2 separate regions of the Homo sapiens genome follow, and region 1 is linked to region 2. Evidence: chromatin contacts called from ENCODE Hi-C or POLR2A ChIA-PET data. All regions are on one chromosome and are shown on one strand. Each heading gives the region's core, a stretch centred on a gene start or an enhancer-like site at or near the end of the contact. The rest is flanking DNA. Distances are from core to core; before and after follow the strand shown.

Region 1 (3,506 bases), core at 532-3,031, 1.3 Mb before region 2:
TTATTTGTAAGTTGGAAAAGCAGGTATCTTGGAGCCATTTCTTTAGTTAACCGTACTTGAAAAAGCAGAAGAAATTGCTTCCTTCTTTGCTACCGCATCTTATGGTCAAATGAAACTGTTAAAATTGGCTTCACCATTAAAATCCATGTTGTTGAAGAATGTTTGTTGAACTGAAAAAATGTCCATAATATATTGCTAATTGCAAGCAAGAGGCTATAAAACTCTTTTATTATGTATCATTTTTGTTAAAGTGCATAGGAAAAAGACTTGAATAATAAACACCAAAATATTGCTTATTATCTGTGTTAGGATTAAACTTTTCTACTACTTTTAGAATTAGACAACACACACCCATATAAAGATGTCATGGCTGGAAATGACTGACCTTTTGTTTGAATCTAAGTATCATTCATGTCAAGACCGCATTGAAAATAATGCTGTTCTTAAGCCAGGCAAGTGTAGACGTTGTAGATTTCATAAAAGATTCACACTATTTCATGAATCACAACTTGAATCGACTTCTGTTAGCCTTCATTTTACGTCTAGGCCCTCATTTCTAATTCTTCCTCAGCTTCCATATTATCAAGATGTAAGATGCAATTGTGGACATGAACATAGAAACACAACCGCCTCACAGGTGTGGGGAAGGAATATAAAATAATTGTATTTTAGAGAACGACCATAAAGGAGATGGCAATTTTGAGAGAAAGTAACAGAACTGCAATGACCTAGTTTTGTGGTGTTAATTTAAATGTGGCATCTTCCATGAGAATTTTATAAAGGGAGCTCTCCTAAAACCGAGATTCACAAAAACCTGGAAGGGCCCTACAGGGATCAGGTGCCCTAGCTATTCAGCGATTTGCCTTTGCTTCCCTAATTCCTGCATTGTGCCACTGGGTTACAAGTGTGTGTGCGCATGCACACAGGGGTGTAGGTTTGATGACAGTGGTGAACTGCCTTGACTGCCTTCACAGGCTGAATCCCCCGCAGGCAGTAACCATGGCTAGGGAAAAACAGGCAGCCGCGAGGACAGTTCCGGAGGAGACAACACCAGGCTCCCGTAGGGAAACTTTTGGGAATGGAGATGGGGGATTCCATCCTTTGCGTGCAGACCCAAGACTTCGATGGTAGCTCGGACAAGTCTGTCATTGTTTTTGTCCTGGGAAATGACACACGAAGTGCTGTAATTAGACACCTAAGAAACGATTACTCTGGAGTGTGCGCGAACCGAATCTGGGGGGCCGGTGGGGAGCAGGTAAGGGGCTGAAAGGCACCGTCTCCTCCAGCTCTGTCGGAAGCCTAAAGCCCTCTGCTTCTGGGCGCCCTTAACAAACGCGCCAGACAGGTGATGTCTCCGAGGACGAGCAGGAGCCCCCCTTCGCGATCTGCACCAGAAGCCTCGGGGAGCCGGGGCCACGGCGCGGCGGTGGCGCAGTTCCCAGCCTGCGCCCAGTCCCGCCGCAGCTCCCGGCGCGGCCCGGTCATCCCGCCTCCATATGCTCCGCCACCGCCGCCCGGGCCTCCCTCAGCCCTCCCGCAGCTCCGCATTCCACGCTGCGGCAGCCGCAGCCTCGCCGCCTAGGCAGTCCACACCCCTCCCCTCGGGCTGGCGCAGCCACTCGGGCCCCGAGCCCGCGCCCCCTTGGGGGCCTCCGCTGGGCGCGCCGGCCGGACCCCGCCCGGCTTGGCCGCCGGCTGGGGCTGAGGCTCGGGCAGGGCGGGGGCGGGGAGTGGAGGGCGTGTGCGCGCGCGTGTGCCGGGGCCGGGGGGCCAGGCCGCCATATTGGATCCAGACTCGTCCGCAAGCCTCCGCCTCTGTGCGGCGGGACTGGAGGAGCCTCGCTGAGCCCAGGGCGCGAGCGCGAGAGGAGAGGGAAGGCGGGGGAGGGCTGGAAGGGAGAGGAAGGGAGTGGTTGGGAGCCGGGCTGCCGCAGCCTCTAGTCTCCTCAGCCGCGGAAGCGACCCCTCCTCCTGCGCCGGGCCGCCTCCCTCCTCGCTGTGGAAAGATGCCCTTAGCCCAGGGGTGTGAAGAAGGGGGAGAAGTAGCTGCCAGAGCCGCCCGCGCCGCCGCCGCAGCTGCTGCTGCTTGTGTCCTTTGAATTCAGAGAAGCACCCCCCCGCCTGGGGCGTCGGGAGCCTCCGGCGCGGCGGCCCGGTGCGGGTGTCGGGGAGACCGGGCTCTCTGCCCGGCGCGGCGCGGCGCGGCTCGGCCCACGAGCGACCACCGACATGGAGTGGGCTCGGGCGGCCAAGTAGCCGCTTCTCCGGAGCCCGGTGCCAGTGCCGCCCGCAGCCCGCCTTCCACCCCCGGCCGCGCCGCCGGTCAGGCCCTAGGGTGAAGCCGGGAGGAAAATGAAGAGTTTTCACCGGAATCCGTTGAAAATAGGACTGACTGCAAAGCCTTAAAGAAAGAAGGACCTCGGGAGGAGAAACGAAAAGCCGCCTCCGGGCAAGACTTGGCGTGCTCCGAGCCGAGGGGCTGCTTCAGGGACCTCGCCCCCTCCCTTTCCCGCTGGAGAAATTGCCGCTGATGCATTATCCAAGTGGTGGTTGGGAGGATTTGCAGCAACATTTTTGGTTTTCCCTCCCCCTTCTATGCATTCTGTTTTTTTCCTCCCTTTTCTGTTTTTCTTCTTCCCGGGAAGTGAATTGCTGATGCAAATCGGACTTTATTCATTAATGATGCAACCGGATTCGTTTCAGGATTACGTTGCACGAGTTGAATTTTGAATGAAGGAGAAGAGTTTTTTTTTTTTTTTTTAAAGAAGTGTTGACTCTCTAGTTCGTTGTACTTTTAATTATTATTTTATTTAAATATACGACTTAATTGTATTCTTTTAAAAATGCATTAAGTATATATTTTATGGTAATTTACCCTCAAAATATATGTATATGGGTGAAATTGAAGACGCTTCAGTTAAGTGAGGTTACTGGTGTGTTGGATGTTTAATTCAGCACCAGCATTGCATGACAGTTGTTTGAATAACAAGTGGTTTATTTTTAAAACCATACCTTTTAAAATTTAGGTTCAGATAATAGTAAAAGTCATCATAATAATTTAAAGGAAAACCAGCAGAAATCGAAGCAAACATGTCTGGAGAAGTGCGTTTGAGGCAGTTGGAGCAGTTTATTTTGGACGGGCCCGCTCAGACCAATGGGCAGTGCTTCAGTGTGGAGACATTACTGGATATACTCATCTGCCTTTATGATGAATGCAATAATTCTCCATTGAGAAGAGAGAAGAACATTCTCGAATACCTAGAATGGGGTAAGTTTGTAATTTTTAAAGAAACTGTTAATCTTTAGCTGGTCATTATGATTTAATTGGTATAGAGAGTTATGAGTAAACTCTACTCCGTTCAAAGAAAAAATACAATAAAAAAACAGACACTAGTTATTCAAGATTTTCCGCTAGTTTTTGGTAAATATTTTCCCAGGAGTAGAATTGTGCTGCTCAATTGTTGCCTTGATTTAAGGCCTAGCTAATGTGGAACTTGGCTATGAAG
Region 2 (3,502 bases), core at 345-2,844:
GACAAACGGCAAAACAAAAATACCTCGAACGGCCTTTGATCCAATTTATTTAATTAAAGCAGTAATTAGAAATGTCTGTAAACATTCCATCCACAAACAAGTCAAAAGAAAAAAGGCACAAACCACTGGAAGGTCGAGTCAAATTACAGCAAAAAAAAGGTCTTACTCCCCCCCACTTTGGCTGCCCCCCCTTCGTCTGACTGTTGATGGATTGCTGTAAATATCTGAAAATATTCTTGGTTTTGCATCTTTACAGTTATGTTGACAAAAAGGCGTCTCGAAAAAACAAGAGAGGAACAACAGCTACCACCAGCGAGCATTCTACAAAGCCCCGTCCTCGCGTCCAGTCCTCACAGGCTTCGCAGTGAAATAAAAAGTGCCCCGCACCCAGGCTTTAATTAACGCACGACATCCGCCGACCGGTCCACCCCAAGCACCACATAAACTTTTGGTTTTGCCTCCTTCGGGTCCCTCGGCACAGGGTCCCCCAACCTGCCCGCCTCGCTCCCAGCGCCTCGAGCAGGAACCAACTCGGCTCCCCGACCAGAACAAAATGGAAACAATCGCAAAACGTATCCGATTCCGTTCCAAAGAGACAAAACACCAAATCGCTCGAAAATACCCCTATCCCCTGCCACGTGCCGCCCTCCAAAATGCAAAAGTTTTTTTTGCATTTCAAATGCATCAAGTTTCCGCCTCTCCAAAAAAGGGAAAAAAACGTCCCTCTTTTAAAAATTCTTGCTTTTTTGAAATGGGGAAGAGAGAAACGGGGGAAAAAATATGGTCGGTGACCAGAGAAGAGAGACAAGATGGTGAAGCTTAGCAACAACTGTGGGGAGGCAGCAAAAAGCGAGTTACCCCAGGGTGCGAAGCGGCGGCGATTTCCACCCCTTTCCCGCTCGAAAACTGGGGGCTGGGGCCCGGGGGCGGTAGTTAAGAGGCCCGCGCGGGTCATGGTGAAGGTTTGGGGTCCGGGGAAGGGGCGGCGGGCGGGATTTCACCGAAGAAAGAGGAGCCAGGGGCGCGGGGAGGAGGAGGGAGAGCAGGCTCGGCGCCGCGGCGGTTGCTGCTGTTGGGCTGAGGCGGCGAGAGACGGGGGAGCCGCCGCCGCCAGAGGGAACAGGGAAACTCGCTCCTCACCTCCATTTCTGGGCCAAAAAGTTTGTGGGCTAAGCCGGAGGGGCTATGGGTCCCCTCCCGGCACCGCCAGGGCCCGGCTCGGGGCTGACGGCAAGCGGGGCTCGGTTCCGGGGAAGCGGGCAGACGGGGAAACTTACCCCCCTTCTCCTTCGGCTGGAGCTCGGCGAGCGAGAGGCGGCGCTGGCGTTGGAGAGCGACGGCGGCGCGGCGGCGGCTGCGAACACAATTGAAAGATGGCTGACACCGAGGCTATCCCCCAACACACGCCGCCCCGCCCCCGCGCCGCGCGCCAGCCAATCACACACAATGGAGGGAAGGCTCGGCCCCGCCCCCATAGCTCCTCTCGCGCCCCGCCCCCGCCCTTCCCCCCGCGCGCCCGTTCGCTGGCGCGCGCTCGCCCCTCCCCCGCGCGCCGCCCGCTCCCTCCTCCAGGCCGCCTCGCGCCGTGTGTGTACAAACACAAAAGACACGCTGAGGGGCCGCCGGCTCCCGCCGAGACTGCCGCCCGCACCCGGCCAGCCCCCGCCCCCGGCCCTGCACTCCCATCCCGCTCCGTGTGCGCACGGCGTCGAACCCCCGAAGCCCGGGTTTGGGGCGCCCGGAGGGAAGTGGGGGGAGGGGAAGGCGGGCGGAGGCGCGGCGGGTGAACGCCCGGCCTGCGGGCGTCTCGGGCCGCGGCGGGGAGGGGAGGGAGGGGCTGCCCCCGCGCGGGCCCCGGCGCGCGCCCCCGAGGAGACCCGGGCGGCAGTGGGGGAGGAGGACGCGGTCGGCCGGGTCGCCGCGCCCCATTGGAAAACGCTCCCCAGCAGGAAGCTGGCAAATAGGAATCCAGCGTCCCGCGCCCGCTGTCGGACCTGGCCGCTGCGGCAGCGGGAGGGGCGGACCGACGGCCTCCTTCCCGCCTGCGCGCTCGGCCAAGTGCGGCCGGGTCCTGCGGGACCGGCCCGAGTCCGCCGTAGACAACTTGATCCGCTAAGACTCCTGGGCCGGCCGCCTGCGTGCAGGGCAGCCCCTCGCCGGTGTTGGCCTCCGGGATCAGGGGACGGGGCTCGCTCTCCTCCCGGGCCCGGGCCCCCGACGCAAGATGGCTGTGTCGCGTCGGCCTCTAAACAATGTGTGGAGCGCGCAGCTCCTGCACCAGGGCCTGGTGGCTTGTCCTGCCCGCCCGTGGGGGCCGTGTGATCTGTTTTCGGTAGGATTGCTTTGGAAAGGAATTGCCGAATATAGATAGTCAAATGTCCGCAGCTTCTGCATAGTTTAGAAGAGGCTGAAAACGGCAGAAAGAAGGCAAACGTGGTTTGGGAATTAGTACATATACCTGTTTTCCAATTCTCAGTAGCATAGGAAACGGACTTTTCATGGCCCAAGTTATCCTCACGACTTGTCAGTTGATTGGCTTTGGAACCTCTGAACCGTCCCTAGATGGTATTGACGCTTCACAACTGTGTGTAAAGGTTTTCAATGGAAGGGTCATGCAAATATCCCGTAGGGTAGTGAAGGAGGAAAATTTCATAAATGAAGGGCAGTAATTATTTGTAATCTGAAGATCTCACAAAGCGGCTTAGTGATAAACATTATCCCGAAACAGATACATGGAAATCAGATACGAGGGAAGAAATGGATTTGTCCAAGGTCACTTAAGTGAGGAAGAGACCTAGGAGAAACAAACAGACAAAAATCCAGGCCTCCCGTTTCATTATTATTTCATGAATGTTAAGTGTCCATGGTTGCTGTGCAGAACACATGCAATCTCTAATCCTATCCTAAAAGCACATATGCAATCAGCTTGGACCGAGCTGCCAGCAAAGAATTTCCTATAATTCAAGCCAAGATGAGTTATTTTGCTTGTTTTTTGTTTTGTTTTCAGGAAACCGAAATATTTATTGTTGGATTTATCCAGGAAGGCTGTTCTGCATTAGTTAAATGCATCATATCTTCAAGAAATGTTAAATGACATGGGTAATGTTTTCTTTGTATGCTGGATTTTTCAATAGCTTCTACTTCTTGGCTTTAAAAAATATTTCTAACCAAGGGTCAGACCATTTTAGGTAGAGTAATTATGATCTTAGATGATTTGAACTAACTCAGCTGTCTGTCCATTTGTGAAATGGGAATAATAATATTTATCTCTATGAAGTTAGGCCACAAATTCTTTCTAGTAGGTTCAAGTATTTAAGCACCTGGAGAGGTGACTGGTTACCCTCCTAGTGGCTTCAGGAAGTTTTCTCACTGAATGAATATTTATTGAGTGCCAACTCTGCTCAGCACAATTCAGGGGTGCTGGGAATGCAGCAGTGAATAACACAAGCAGTGTTCCTGCCCTCATGGGGCTTATGATCTCTGGAAGCACTGCTTTGCACAG

What was found. Hi-C counts contacts between places; a loop is a spot of excess contacts on that map. ChIA-PET counts read pairs that join two places held with the same protein, here RNA polymerase II (POLR2A). Pooled maps may share reads with other maps.
Region 1: a pooled map shows a loop between it and region 2 (9-fold over the local background). The contact joins the promoter of CDC42BPA here to the promoter of H3-3A-DT in region 2. A Hi-C loop is called at or near these places in 6 of 50 pooled maps. POLR2A ChIA-PET finds 5 or more read pairs at or near these places in 2 of 52 experiments (MCF 10A and Panc1).

The regions. Positions count from the first base shown.
Region 1 is chr1:227,316,767-227,320,272 of GRCh38, reverse strand. It overlaps CDC42BPA (CDC42 binding protein kinase alpha), which reads left to right and starts at 1,781. Exons shown (of 37, transcript NM_001394014.1): 1 at 1,781-3,268. The coding sequence starts at 3,091. It overlaps LOC124904531 (a long non-coding RNA gene), which reads right to left and starts at 1,681. Exons shown (of 2, transcript XR_007066911.1): 1 at 1,275-1,681; 2 at 212-1,159.
Region 2 is chr1:226,060,587-226,064,088 of GRCh38, reverse strand. H3-3A-DT (H3-3A divergent transcript) reads left to right here and starts at 1,594. Exons shown (of 2, transcript NR_185887.1): 1 at 1,594-3,099. H3-3A (H3.3 histone A) reads right to left here and starts at 1,373. Exons shown (of 4, transcript NM_002107.7): 1 at 1,278-1,373. RefSeq lists silencers at 965-1,034, 1,653-1,818, 1,405-2,254.